2 separate regions of the Homo sapiens genome follow, and region 2 is linked to region 1. Evidence: chromatin loops called from intact Hi-C (ENCODE). Cell type or tissue: natural killer cell. All regions are shown on one strand. Links, peaks and the distances in the headings refer to the core of each region. The heading gives the core; the rest is flanking DNA.

What was found. A loop is a pair of places that touch in the nucleus more often than their neighbours do. Peaks named below come from ENCODE experiments on the same cell type or tissue, not always from the same donor. Only the 100,000 strongest peaks of a DNase experiment are listed, where the experiment ranks them.
Region 2: a loop joins it to region 1, with 2.9 times the contacts of the local background. A loop is called at or near these places in 19 of 110 quality-filtered maps.

What each region holds. Positions count from the first base shown.
Region 1 is chr16:81,870,280-81,878,089 of GRCh38, reverse strand. PLCG2 (phospholipase C gamma 2) reads right to left here. Exons shown (of 33, transcript NM_002661.5): 7 at 7,155-7,238. Among named protein-coding and RNA genes, the nearest start is that of PLCG2, 95 kb to the right of the region's middle. In natural killer cell, for the core only: CTCF peaks have their summits at 3,822 and 4,025 (motif pointing right); a DNase peak (open chromatin) is centred at 4,039.
Region 2 is chr16:81,793,254-81,801,063 of GRCh38, reverse strand. All of the region lies in intron 2 of PLCG2 (phospholipase C gamma 2), which reads right to left. Among named protein-coding and RNA genes, the nearest start is that of PLCG2, 18 kb to the right of the region's middle. RefSeq lists enhancers at 2,020-2,629, 2,900-3,319, 3,370-3,419. In natural killer cell, for the core only: no CTCF peak of the experiment used is centred there; DNase peaks (open chromatin) are centred at 2,023, 2,613 and 3,363; H3K27ac peaks cover 4,330 bases.

The sequences.
Region 1 (7,810 bases), core at 1,658-6,657:
GAATGGCGTGAACCCGGGAGGCAGAGCTTGCAGTGAGCCGAGATGGCGCCACTACACTCCAGCCTGGGTGACAGAGCGAGACTCCCTCTCAAAAAAAAAAAAAAAAAAAAAAAAAATTAAAAAAAAAAGAGGGAGATTTGGAGACAGAGAAGCACACAGAGAAAAGGGGTCCATGTGATGATGGAGGCAGAGACTGGCACAATGACATCTACAAGCCAAGGAGCGATGCAATGACATCTACAAGCCAAGGAGCGATGCAATGACATCTACAAGCCAAGGAGCGATGCAATGACATCTACAAGCCAAGGAGCGATGCAATGACATCTACACGCCAAGAAGCGATGACGCCTACATGCCGAGGAGTGATGGTGTCTGCACACCAAAGAGCAATGCCATCTACACACCGAGGAACACTTGTAGGACTGCTGGCAGCCACCAGCAGCCAGGCGGTGTCCACACTCCGAGGAATGCTTGAAGCATTGCTGGCAGCCACTAGAAGCCATGAAAGATGTCTGGAACACATCCTTCCCTGGAGCCTTCCGAGGGGTGTGGCCCTGCCAACACCTGGATTTTGGACTTTTAACCTCCAGTACAGTGAGGGAATAAACTTCTGTGTTTTGTTGTTTTGTTTGTTTGAGACGGAGTCTCGCTGTGTCGCCCAGGCTGGAGTGCAGTGGCGCAATCTCGGCTCACTGTAAGTTCCGCCTCCAGGTTCACGCCATTCTCCTGCCTCAGCCTCCCAAGTAGCTGGGACTACAGGCACCCGCCACTATGCCCAGCTAATTTTTTTTGTATTTTTAGTAGAGACAGGGTTTCACCGTGTCAGCCAGGATGGTCTCGATCTCCTGACCTCGCGATCCGCCCGCCTTGGCCTCCCAAAGTGCTGGGATTACAGGCGTGAGCCACCGTGCCCGACACTTCTGTTATTTTTAAGCCACGAGTTGCAGTACTTGCCACAGCGGCCCCAGGAAATGAACATGGGCTCCATGAGCTGGGGCAAGACGGTGACAGTCTCAGTCACTCCTCCTGCTGATCCCATCAGGTAGTAAAATAAGCCCCATTTCAGAAACAAGAAACAGGCCCAGGGAGGCAAGGACTTTTCTCCTAACAAGTCCAAGGGCCAGAATTTCAACCCAGGCCCACCTTGGTAAATCTCTAGCATCCCACACTACACGTACATATGTACACACAATAAATGAGATTCCAGCAATCACAGAATATTCTAGATGCTACGGGTGCACCGTGGAGGCAGCAGTTAATTTATGTTCGGCATTACCATGGAGGGTTATGTGGTCAGATTCTACCTAACCAAGGGACAGGGGTGGCACTGGGCCTTATGTCACTCTGGGCAACATCCCAGGACCTTCCCACCCCAGCAAAGGGCCAGTGAGGTCAGGAGAAACAGCTGTATTGTTAACCACTGTGCCTCTTGGGTCACGCACACATTTACTGGATGAGTGACTAAAATAATAGATAAACTAATTTCTTCTGGTAGCTAAAAGGCTACAGGGAAATGTCATCTCTGAGTCGGGCCCCAGGAGAAGTTACCAGCTGGACAAGAGAAGGGGCCATGCCAGAGGCGGGGGTCACAGAAGCAGGGGCCAGGGCACTAAGAAAGGGAGGGAAAGGAATGGAGTTTTCCCACGTGGCTGAAGGCACACGCCCTTTCACAACCGAAGCTGGTCTTACGCACTCAGTGGTACTTAGGCTGTAGAAACCATTTGGTTCTGGAAGGCCAAGGGTAAAATCTCATCAATAGAAAAGCTAGGCCAGGCACAGTGGCTCATGTCTATAATCCCAGCACTATGGGAGGCCAAGGCGGGTGGATCACTTGAGCCCAGGAGTTCAAGCCTAGCCTGGGTAACATGGTGAAACTGTCTCTACAAAAAATACAAAAATTAGCCTGCATGGTGGCACACGCCTGTGGTCCCAGGTACTCCGGAGGCTGAGGTGGGAGAATCATCTGAGCCAGGGAGTTCGAGGCTGCAGTGAGCCATGATTGTACCACTGCACCCCAGCCTCGGTGACAAAGTGAGACCCTGTCTCAAAAACAAAAAAAAAAAAAAAAAAAAAGAAAGAAAAAGAAAAGCTAACCAGAGATTCTATCTAACTTCTCCACTGTGGACTCTCCTCTTGCCAGCCACTGACAATAAGAATAAACTGCAAGATCTCTGAGCTCCTCCACAAACATCGTCACAGAACGCTCATCACTCACTTCCCCCATGCTCACACCCATGTAAAATCCGGCAGAATAATCCTTCAATGCCTTACTGGATCATAGGAACAACCAGAGATACGTTAGCAGCCTTCTCAATTTTCTTTTTGATTTTTTGCAAGTGCTTTCTATTTTTATGTAAGAATGCTGTAACCACAGGGGACTTCACAGGTTTGATCAGGAGGTAGCAGGGTAGCAGTCACGTAGCCAGGTATTAAATTACAGTATTGGCAGATGACCTGATACGCTGCTTGATGTCTGCTGCAAAGTGTGAGAAAAGGGACTTGGGTGAGGGCAGTGACAAGGTGATAATGGCTGAAGTCAGCTGATGATACATGGGGGTCTGTTACGCTATTCTCTCTACTTCTATATGCTTTACATTTTCTTTAATACAAAGGATTCAAAAATTAAGAAGTATTCCATGGCTATGCGTCAAAGTTGGGCAGAAAATCAAATCCTAGCTCTGCAGCTTACTACCCTGCAGTAAACAGGCCTTCAGCAAAGTAACCTCTCTGGACCTCAGTTTCTTAATCCCTAAAATGGCAATAACAACAGTAGCTCTTGCACAGGCCTCTAGGGGGGAATTAAATGTATACAAAACACATAGAGCAGGTTGGGCATGATGGCTCACACCTGTAATCCCAGCACCTTGGGAGGCCAAGGCGGGAGGATCACCTGAGGTCAGGAGTTCGAGACTAGCCTGGCCAACACGGTGAAACCCCGTTTCAATTAAAAATACAAAAATTAGCCAGGCGTGATGGTGCATGCCTGTAATCCCAGCTACTCAGAAGGCTGAGGCAGGAGAATCGCTTGAACCCGGAAGGAAGAGGTTGCAGTGAATCAAGATCGTGCCATTGCACTCCAGCCTGGGCAACAGAGAAAGACTCTGTCTCAAATAAAAAAAAAAAAAAAAAAAAAAAAAAAAACACATAGGATAGTGCCTAGCAAATAGTCCACCTGAGAAAATGTTGGCTATCATCTTTGTTAATGATACTGTTATTACAGCCTAGTTAGAGGTATATCCCCTCACCAGGGAGACACAAACGTGAGATTACATTTCTTATCCTCCTGCTGCTGCCAAACTTTTGGAAACTCTGAAGCTCGAGAGGTGGAACGTAGGCAGGTGGTTAGACACAAAGAGGAACTAGCAAGCTCACGATGGAAACCATTTGGCTGCTGATAAGCATGAACCCACTCCCTGGATTTAGTTCTGGGGATTATAAGTCACCATAAATAGCTCTGTCTCCTGCAGGAGCCTGAGAAATCCAGCTAGGCCCTCATTCCCCCCAAATCACAAAACAGGTACTTTTCTCTGCCCTGTGCTTCCAGCCAGGAACAGGAAGTAAACAATTTGCTAACAGGTTAGGGGATGGGCATTTACCTACACAACAGCAGTGAGGTTCTTAGAGCTGGCCAGAAGCCATCTACATAGCTTGGGACTTTGTTATTCAAATCTGTCACTAAATTAAATTTTTAAAATGCAGTGACCAAACTGGAGAGTTATACCCTCAAACAGTGGAGATGAGGGTTGCCAAAGCAAAACTTCTTTGGGGTCAGGTAAGCAACATAAATGAGCAGACAGAGCTGTATGGGGCTGGGTCAATACAGAGAAAGTGGACCGTTCCATGGCGAGATGTGACCCTATTTATAGCCAGATCTCGATTTTTTTCCTAAGGGAAGCCAAATATCTAGATTTTAATATATAATATAATCTCTCAAGTTTTAAATGTAGGCAATTAATTTTTAACATATTTAAACCATTAGATCAAGTACAACCAGGGGCAGGCTCAATGTGGCATTCTGGCCACCAGGGGTCAACCTTTGGTATCGGCAGAATCTTTGCCATACAAAGTTCCACACGGGGCAATCTAGGGCACCCCAGAGGGTTCTGACATTTTGTAAAACTCTGATTCCAATTTATGTTTCTCCCTCATAGACACAAACACACAGACTAGCCTTAATAAGAGCCATAATTAAAGTACAGGTTGAAATACCTCTCATGTGGAATGTTACCACAGTGGAAACCATCAATGAATGGGTTAATCTGGTAGCAGGTGAAACAGCTTTTGTGCAAATCTTCTTTTTTTAATTTTTAATATTATTTAATAATACAGACTAGGTCTCACTATGTTGCCCAGGCTAGTCTCAAACTCCTGAGCTCAAAGGATCCTCCTGCCTTGGCCTCCCAAAGTGGTGGGATTACAGGCGTGAGCTACTGCTCCCAGCCATGTGCAAATCTTATTTTCAAACTTTGCCTGACATCTGTCTGACAACACAGCATCTTGAAATTTCAAGGTAAACTATTATTAAAAAAAAAAAAACTGTTATTTGCAACTACTTATCTTGAGTAAATCGAGCTTTTCTCAATCCTGGTCAATTGCATAAGATGACAATCGTCACCATTCCAAATTTCATACGCACACTGTCATCATTATTCTATGACATGTTCTATGTTCAATGACACACGTCATTGTTCTCAAGGACTATTTTTAAAGTTACAGGTTTTAACCTTAAAAAGTATTCTGATAAGCTTTTATGAATCATGGTTTTTGTTGTGGTTGTTACAGTTTCCTGTCTAAAGGAGAGGGGATTAAAGAGTATTAAAAGTTTTATAACCATTGATCTCATTTAATACCTTCATTTTATAGAAAAGGCTAAGTGAGAGGACAGAGATGGCTTCCCCCAACATTACTTGGTCAGTTAGAGGTCAAGTGGGTCTAGAATCCAGTTCTCCCAACTCCCAAGCCTGCAATCTTTCTATTTCATTTGGCAAACAAATAACTAATTATTATATATGAGAAAAAATGAACACATTGCAATTCAATGATCCACTCTAAGAAATATGTTTTCCCCAAATCTGGGCAGATAGGAAATGGCCCTCCCATTTCTCTAACTCAGATACATCCAAAGTCCCACGGCCAGTGGTCACCCATCAGGTGGCCTCACTGTGTGGCCAGCCCACAGCTCTGCATGCAGAAAGCAATTAATGACTGTCTTCTAGGAACATTCATGCTCATCACTTAAAAATGCCTGTCTTCACAACTCCCAACCTCCCATTGCACAGAGGAGAAGACTGAGGCTAGGAGCAGTCAGTGGTTCATCCAAGATCATGCAGCTAACTGCAGAAACCACAGCCACCTGACTCCAAGTTCCAGGTACTCCCCAAGCCCTCACACCTTTCTCTGGGAACTCTTTTGCAGTCTGCAAAGCCCTTTCCTGACAGCAACAACAGCAGCCCCTACTTATTGAATGTGTGCCACCTACCAGGTACTGTGCTAGGTGCATCGCACAGAATAGTCTCAATTTTAAAACTTTATGCTCTATGGAACTTTTTATTGCAAAGGTAACATGTTACTTGGAACATATCACAGAAAATGAGCTGTGCAAAGAAAAGGTAACTATCCTTCCTGCCTATCTTCCCAACCCCTTCCAGCACACACACACAAAATCAACATTAAATGTGAGGTGCTTTCTTCCATACTCTCCCCTTGCTCATAAAAAGGAGCAAAAGGAGGATTATTGCATTCTCTGTTTTTGTGTTTGTTTTGAGATGGAGTCTCACTCTGTTGCCCAGGCTGGAGTGCAGTAGTGCAATCTCGGCTCACTGCAACCTCCGCCTCCCAGGTTCAAGTGATTCTCCTGCCTTACCCTCCCAAGTAGCTGGGATTACGGGTGCACACCACCATGCCTGGCTAATTTTTGTATTTTTAGTAGAGATGGGGTTTTGCCATGTTGACCAGGCTCATCTCAAACTCCTGACCTCAAATGATCCACCCGCCTGGGCTCCCAAAGTGCTGGGGTTACAGGCGTCAACCACTGCACCTGGCCTGTATTCTATGATTTTTAACAAAATAGCAGACCTGACTCCTGATGTAAATCTGCTGCTGGCTTTCATCACAAAATGTCACAAATATCATCTCAGATTAATGGAAAGAGAACTGACACATGCTTCTTAATCAGCTGCATAATGTCACATAATATGGATAGACCATAATTTACCCAGCAATTCCTCCATTGAGACATTCAGATGGTGCCCAGGTACTTTGCCAGCATAAGTAATGCTGCAATAAACAATCCGATAATATATTCTCAGGCCCCGATGTTTTCCCTTTCATAAAACAGAGTCCCCAGGATGCCACTGTCAGATCAAAACATACACCCTCTTAATTTTTAAATAGTCTATTATTTTAATCAAAAAATATGCCCTCATAAAAAATATGAATAAAAGTATATAAAGGGCTGGGCACAGTGGCTCACACCTGTAATCCCAGCACTTTAGGAAGTGGAGGCGGGCCGATCAGTTGAGGTTAGAAGTTCGAGACCTGCCCACCCAATGCGGCAAAACCCCATCTCTACTAAAAATACAAAATTAGCTGGGCGTGGTGGCGCACGTCTGCAATCCCAGCTACTGGGGAGGCTAAGGCACAAGAATCGCTTGAACCCGGGAGGCAAAGGTTGCAGTGAACCAAGATCACACCACTGCACTCCAGCCTGGGCAACAGAGTGAGACTCTATCTCAAAACAAACAAACAAACGTGTAAAAAGAAGAAACATATATATAATTCCTCAATCTGGAGATGGCTATTAATAATAACAGCCATTTGCTAAATTTCCTTTCAGAATGAAATAATGCAGTAGAGTGAGTTGCACTTTTTTAACAGACTCAGATCAAATTCCAATCAAACTTATGGCCATTCGCATTTCCACCAGGAAGGCATATGAACACCATTTCTCTACATTTTGCCCACAGCTCTGTCATGGTTAAAGAATTTTGCCAATCTAATGGATGAAAATGGTATGCTTTCATCATTCTCATTTATGTTTCCTTGACTAAAATGGAGATTCAACACTTCTTGTGGGTTTCTTAGGAACATGCCAGACTTGGAAATACATGGAAAACAGAAACATCACTTGATCACTTGCTCAAGAATCATCTTACCGATTTTTGCTGTTCAAACATAAGTTTTTTATAGAAGAGATGGAACTGTTCAAAGCTGAGCTCATCTTTGTGTGCTCCTATTTCCTGTAAATATGAAAAAAGTGACCACATGATTTTTGATGTCCACCGTAAGAATGGCTCCATGCTATTTATAGAATAATTTTTGTTTCAGAAATGGCATGCTATTTTATTGGCATGCTGAAGAGACAGCTATGACCACATTGTTTCAGTGTCATGGCTTTTGAAAGGAAAAAGTCATGCTATTTAACATGGCTTTTCTACAACATTGGCTAAAATCAAATTCATATTCCTCTGAATCAAAACCCTCCACACGTTCCCTAATCCCCCTGTCTGGGAAAACATACTCACAGAGACACCTACCAAGTAAGACCCTCCTTTGAGCCCCAAAAGGGAAGAGTCTCAGCCAGGTTTCCAAGAGACATGATGCGTAACTCCTCCTTTTTTGGGCAGAAAACACTCTCTTTGGACTTCCAACTTCAGACATATTTGTAGAGTACGTACATATAGGTCATTTTGTAAAGCATTGGGAGTCAGACAGAACTCAGCTCCAATTAATTGCTTTATGGCTTTGGGCAATTTCCTTGACCCTTTCAAACCCTCAGTTTTCTTTACCTGTAAAATGGGAGAACCACTAC
Region 2 (7,810 bases), core at 1,086-6,085, 76 kb after region 1:
ATCAAGGCATCACTGGGACAAGCTTTCTCCAGACCCTCTAGGGGAGAATGAGTTCCTTTGCCTTTTCCAGCTTGCACAAGCCACCTGCATTCCTTGATTCATGGCCCCTTCCTCCATCTTCAGAGCCAGCTGGTGCCATCTTCCAGTCTCACTCTGACTCTGACCCTCCTGCCTCCCTCCTGCAAGGACCTTTGTGATTTCATCATATCCACCCAGATAATCCAGGATCATCTCCCCATCTCAAGATCTGTTCAATCTGCAAGGAGCATTTTGCCGTATAGAGTAATATATTCACAGGCTCCAGGGATTAAGACAAGGGCATCTTGGGAGCAGAGAGCGTTTATTCTGCCTATCATAGAGGGTTGGAAATAACAATAATAATAATAATAATAATAATAGCAATAGTATCACAATAGCGAAGATAGGGAATCAACCCAAATGCCCATCAACAATAGACTGGATAAAGAAAATATGGTACATATACACCATGGAATACTATGCAGCCATAAAACGGAACGAGATCGTGTCCTTCGCAGGGACATAGATGAAGCTGGAAGCCATCATCCTCAGCAAACTAACACGGGAACAGAAAACCAAACACTGCATGTTCTCAATCATAAGTGGGAGCTGATCAATGAGAACACATGGACACAGGGAGGAGAACAACACACACCAGGGCCTGTTGGGGAGCAGGGTAAGGATGGAGGAGAGCATCAGAATAAATAGCTAATACATGCAGGGCTTAATATCTAGGTGATGAGCTGATAGGTGCAGCAAGCCACGATGGCAAACGCTTACCTATGTATCCCACACATTCTGCACATGTATCCCAGAACTTACAATAAAAGTAAATTTAAACAATAATAATAGCAATAGTAGCTCTTATAGAGTGCTTGGGATATTTGCCAGGTACTATGATACCCAAAGTATGATACATAATTAACTCCCCTAATCCTCATGAGAGTCCAGTGTAATAGGTACCATTATTATCCTATTTTACAGATGAGTGCAATGAAAAGTTAAGTAACTTGTCCATGGCCACAAATGGGATAAGTGGCATAGCCAAGATCTGAACCCAGGCAGTCAGACCCTGGATCCCTTGCTCTTGAGTATGTGGGGTCTGTCATATTATTTTTTAAACCAACATCGACATTTAAAATAGTTAATAACAGGCTGGGCTCAGTGGTTCACACCTGTAATCCCAGCACTTTAGGAGGCCAAGGTGGGAGGATCACGAGGTCAGGAGATCGAGACCATCCTGGCTAACACGGTGAAACCCCATCTCCACTAAAAATACAAAAAAATTAGCCAAGTGTGGTGGCGGGCGCCTGTAGTCCCAGCTACTCGGGAGGTTGAGGCAGGAGAATGGTGTGAACCTGGGAGGCGGAGCTTGCAGTGAGCCAAGATGGTGCCATTGCACCTGGGCAATAGAGCGAGACTCTGTCTCAAAAAAAAAAAAAAAAAATTAATAACAGGCCAGGCTCAGTGGCTTGCACCTGTAATCCCAGCACTTTGGGAGGCCAAGATGGGAGGATCTCTTGAGGCCAGGAGTTCAAGGCTACAGTGACCTATGGTCACACCACTGCACACCAACCTGGGTGACAGAGCAAGACCCTGCCTCAAAAAATTAATTAATTCATTAACTAAAATAAATTAGTTAATAATACTAACATGGTCACAAAGTAGTACAAAATGAAAAAGGCAGATTACTAAAGTACATTACAAAAGGGTCGCATGTTGTGAAAATGTCTTGTGAATAAAGTTTTGTTGGACAAAAAGATTTGGAAGGTGGTACACCAGGTGTTAACACCATCTCTCTGGGTAGGGGGGTGGCGGGGGCTAAGGGGTTGTTTTTCTCACCCAGAAGTAGGTTAAAATGTGTCTACCAATGAACACATAGTACTTCTATAATGAGGGGGAAAAAGCAGTTGTTTTAATTAGGAGAAATATGCAAGGCCAGAGGGAAGCAGCTCAGAGCTGTCTAAACAGGAAACTGGCGTAACGTTCACTCTGCGCCACGCTGGGCTTGGGCCCTTCTTGCCTCCCCAGGGACACGGGCCCTCCTTCAGTCATGCTACTACCTGGTGTAGGGGCTTTTCCCACTGGTGGAGGCTGGTGGCAGGCCAGGGACATCCTGGAGTGGCTGGTAGTGCTGGGGAGAGAGACACCTGGCCGGTGAAATCCAGCCGAAGCAGGAGCAGAGAAGACGCAGTGGGATCCCTGAAGTCCTGAGGCCGGGGAGGCCAGCCCCTCCTCCACCTCTTCTGAGCTCTGCGGGGTCTCCTCTTCCTGCTGCACATGCTCTCACCATGCCTTGCCTAATTTTGCTAGTTTCCATTCTACAAATTAGTAAGTTCCCATTTCCTTCTTTCTCAAAACAGAATCCTTCACACACACAGATACTTCACCTCCCAAAACTCACGCCTACCCCTGGCCTCCAGCACAACTTGTATAGATGAAAGCAGCACCTTACAGCTTCTTCCCAACAGCCCTGTGACAGTGGAGTGGCCCCCAGGCTGTGATGTGGTATCATCACTGTTTCTATTTCCAGAACTTCACCTTCACCCTGTCGACGCTCCTTCTCCAAGCCCAGGCCTCCCCAGCCTCCCAGAAGCACTGGGCTGCTTTTATATCCAGGCTCAGGTCCAAGAGCACTTAACCCCAGAGGACCCCTAGCTGTGTGCTACAGAAGAGCAGGAGGAGGACACCCCCTACACATGCGAGCTATGTCTCAGCCTGTCCCATGTCCCCCACGCAAACACAAATGCAGGCACCTGCTGCCTGAGGAGACATATGGCAGCATGGCTGGGAGGCACCCTGTGTTAAGTACATACTGGACTTGTGACAATCACTTACAAACTGAATCCTCCCAGTGATCTGATGGGGTAAGCTCCACTATTACCCCATCTTATAGATAAGAAAACTGAGACTCAGGCCAGGCGCGGTGACTCACACCTGTAATCCCAACACTTTGGGAGGCCAATGCAGGCAGATCACTTGAGGTCAGAAGTTCAAGGCCAGCCTGGTCAACATGGTGGAACCCCATCTCTACTAAAAATACAAAAATTAGCCAGGTGAGGTGGAGGGTACCTGTAATCCCAGCTACTCAGGAGGCTGAGGCAGAATAATTGCTTGAACCCGGGAGGCAGAGGTTGCAGTGAACTGAAATTGTGCCGCTGCACTTCAGCCTGGGGACAGAGTGAGACTCCATCTCAAAAAAAAAAAAGACAAGAAAAAAGAAAACTGAGACTCAAAGAGGCCAAGTAGATTGCCTAAGGTCACACAGTCACTAAGTGCCAGGACCACGAGTGGAACCACGGTGTATGGTTAAAGAGGAAGTTGTCACAGAGGTGCCCTATCTCAACCCCAGATACTGCTGCCATGGTTAGGAAGAAACCGGAAGTCCGAGGCTGAAAGGGGCAGCCAGGGCCTTTTCCTGATTCATCTGTTAACCAGGTATCTGAGGAGCACCAGCCACAGGCCAGATATGGGCCAGGTGCTGGGAAGTCCCCCTTATGAACAGAACAGACAGGGTCCCTGGCCTCCCAGCACTCTTAGTCTGTGGGTCAGGACTACCGAAGGCCTGGCCCCAAGATCGGGCCTTGCATGAAAGCAGGAAAAGTCAACCCCAGGATTTCTGATTTCAACCCCAAACTGCACAGCACCTAAATCTCTCCCAAGACAAATCAAGACACATAATTTTGCGAGCCTGATATACAAAAACCCGCATTTATATCTAAGACAGACTAGGGGACAGGTAGTGGAGATAATTTTTTTTTTTTCAAAAATGATTCACCAAGGGACATCTTTAACTAGATCCCTCCCCCAACTCAGCACAATCCCTAAGACGTTGGACCTGCACTGACTTGTCAGGAACTCCAAATATACCTGCATTCCCAGAACTTGGTGCTATTTTGAGGGACAAATGCTGCCTCCCTCGTTTACCCACTACACTGTATTCCCTCTTACACCCTCAGGGCCCAGGCCAGAACCAACGCAGCTAGAAAATAACATGACACGTGGAAGAAAGCAACGCCTCTTAAATTCCGTTATGACAAACCACAACCCATCCATAGTATCAGTGGCTGAATGGGTAGGTCAATCCCTGTACTCACCCCGTTGCCCTCAGGCCCCTGTTACATGAGAGTGTATTTGTGTGTTAGGCCTGCCACTCATGAAATACCAAAAATTGGATGGCCGAAACAACAGAAGTTTGTCTCACAGTTCTGGAGACCAGAAGTCCAAAATCAAAGTGTTGGCGAGGCTGGTTCCTCCTGAGGGAGCACCCCTGGTGTTCCTTAGCTTGCAGATGCATGACTCAGATTTCTGTATCTGTCTTCACATGGCCTTCTCTCCCTGTGTCTCTCTCTCCTCTTCTCATAAGGAAACCAGTCATATTGGATTAGGGCCCACTCTATTCCATTATGATTTCATCTCAACTAATTACATCTGCAAAGACCCTCTTTCCAAATAAGATCACATTCTGAGTATGGGGATTAGGACCTTGACATATGAAATTGGTAAGGACAATTCAATCCGTAACAGGCACCCACCACTGCCCACAGCCCGGGAGCCAGACGATGTCCTCTTACAGGAGACCACCTCCAATCCACCCCTATGCCCAGGAAAGGCTGGCCGTGCCAAAGGATACTGATCTCCAAAGCAGCCTGCTCATGTGTGCTGGCTTTAAAAGGCATGGCCCATAGGAGGCCTCTCTCTCAGGGGTCCATCCTTGGGAGGTTGCAAAACCAAAGCTGTCACTGATGTGGCAGCAACAGAAAAAGCCAAGGTTTGGAGACAGTCTGTGCTGGGGAGGGGAGGGCCACATCTGTGAGAGAAACCCAAGAGGGCAGATGAGGCTGTCTAAGAGACATCACCATCAGCAGCTCTAGTTACAGACAGGAAAGTCCTCAGTGCCAGTGGCTCACCACTTCCCTTTCCATGCAGCCCAGCGATGAGACTGTTCATTCTCCTGGATTCCTACAAGACTCCCAAACCCTTACCATCAACCTGCTTATCAGCCTTCACTGGGGCACCTAGAGCTGCCTCTGTACCCTCCAAAATTAGGGGTTACAGAAAAGCCTGGAAGGATGCCCCCCAACTTAGGCCCTGTTCTTCTAGCATGCGGCTAGGGCATGTTTCCCAGCATCCCTTGCACTTGGTCACATGCCAAATTCTGTTCAATAGAAGGTGGGAGGGGGCCGGGCACAGTGGCCCATGCCTGTGATCCCAGCTCTTTGGGAGGCCAAAGCAGGAGGATCACTTGATCCGAGGAGTTCAAGGCTGCAGTGAGCTGTGATCACACCACTGTACTCCAGCCTGGGCAATAAGCAAGACCCCATCTCTTGGGGAGAAAAAAAAAAAGCAGGTGGGAGGAAACAGGTACATCCACTTCAGGTATGGCCCATAGAAACCTCCAACCTCCTGAGCCATCCTCTGCTCTTCCTCTTCCTCCATGCAGTGGTCACACAAAGGATCCTGCGGTAGCCTCCAACACCTTTGGAGATGATAGCACAGAGTCCCATTGTGATCAGACAGCAGAGTCCCACCCCCAATCCCACTGGATCATGATTTGAGTGAGTGAGAGATAAACTTACAGGAAGAAATAACTTGTTACTGCAATTAGGCTACCTTCACTAATAGGAAAGCTTTGTTGCTATGCCCTATGCCAGAATGCTCTCCCCACAGAGCTTCCCATGGCTCCCTCCTTCTCACCCTTCAAGTCTCAGCTCAAACATCACCTCTACAGAGAGGCCACCCTGAGGCCTTCCCCAGCTAGGCTAGTGCTCCTGACTAATGACTCCTTATTACAGTACCCTGTTCCTTTCCTTCCTAGCGTCTATCACGATCCAACATGATTGAATGTGTTAGTCTGACTTTTTCTGCTTTTCCTACAAGATTGTAAGATCCTCTAGAGATCTTCAGGGTCCTGTTCACTACTTTATCCCCAGTGACAAGCACATTGCCCAACACACATCAGGTCCTCTTTGAGTATTTGCTAAATCAACAAAGGAACAAATTCTAAGAACATTCTAAGGTTGTCATCCAGGATAGAAGACAACTCTTGAAAACAAGACAAGCAATTCCTCAGCTATTCAGCATAAGAGAAGGGCTATAGCACCATCAAGAATAAAAATGTCAACTCTACTTTTCACACTGGCATGCTCCAAAGTGGAGGACACATACTCCAGGGGGAGCAGGACAATCCATCGGGTGCAGGAAGGAAAATCCTCATATAAATGGAAAATGTAGTATTTATCCCATCCTTTCTACAATGCCATCTTGCCTTTATGCTGGATGATGATAATGATGACATCAACGACAGCAAGAGCAAAAAATACTTAAGCACATCCTCTGTGCCAGATACTATTGAAGGATTTTACATATATCACGTCATTTACTTATCACAAGAGTCTTATGGGGTGTGTTCTTCAACTATTCTCATTTTATAGATAAGGAAATGGAGGCCCAAAGAGGTGACATGAGAGACCCAAGGTCACACCCCTACCAAGTGCAGGACCAGGATTTGACAGCCCTTCTTTATACCATCACCGCATACCAGTAACTGAAAGGCAAATACATTTATGGACACTTCAGGCATTGGTTGCGTCTTATTTCTGATGAGACGCTTCATTGCAGGGGCTTGGGGACCACCCTCAGACAATGGATTTCTTCTTAGGAGATGCCAGCGAGAAAATAATTCATTTATTATTATTATTAATAGTAATTTCACATTTATTTCAAAAACATTTTGATAAAATAATAACTTTCAAAAATATTCATTTTTTCCATGAAAAGAAGTCCAAGAGTGGATTTCAGGATGAGCCAAAATACAGTAAACTCTCACTTCGGCACCCTTGTCCCCAACAGCCCTTTTCCAGGCTGTGTTTGTGGTCTTTTCCTAGCATCTCCCCACAAATCCGGCGCCTCTAGGATGAGCACTGAGTCTCCTTTCTCTTGGTACCTCCAGCACCTGGCAGAGCAAGTCCTCTGCACACGTAAGGAATTCATGTGTTTCTGTCCTGCTGTCACAAAGAAACTCTAAATGAAGCTGCCATTCTTTGGTCTCAGGCAGGGTGTTTATGACACACAGATCTGATACGTCTTTGAGATCATTTAGGAGAAGAAAACAACACAGAGCAGGAAGAAGACTTGAGACTGAAACTGGGAAGAACAAGTTCAAATTGTAGCTCTGCCCTTTCCTTAACTTGGGCATGTCATCTCATCTCCCCAAGACTCAATCTCTTTATGAATAAAGCAGGGATAGCTCCCCCTTCACTGGACCACTGCGGGGATTAAGGAGTTATCTTTGATGTGCCTTCACAGAGACTAGGACACAGTGAGCATTCATTAGAAGAGGCTCTCATCAACGGTATCACTATTATCATTATTAAGTGGGAACCCCAAGAACCTAATACCAAGGAAACAGACAGCTCATATGTTTGAGAATCCGTCACTCATGGGCAGCCACCACTTGCCACAAATAAGCAGACAGAGAAGATATGCCTAAGCAAAAGTGAAAATGTCAGGATAAAAAGCCTACACAGTTGAGATGGACGCATCCAGGCCCTCAAAAGGGCCCATCACCACAGCCGACCCTAAAATTCCAGACCCACAAACAGGTGGCACCACATCGGCTCCTGAGACAAAATCCAAGCCTTTCAAATGCACAAGATGCAAGAGGACACCTAAGGCTCAACTCAGAAAGGCCCCAGAGCAGACCCCTTCCCACCTGAAGACTGCTCAACTAGGTCCCTCAGAAAGGAAAGAAAACCAACATGCCCAACAGTACCACAAGCTCCCTCCCGAC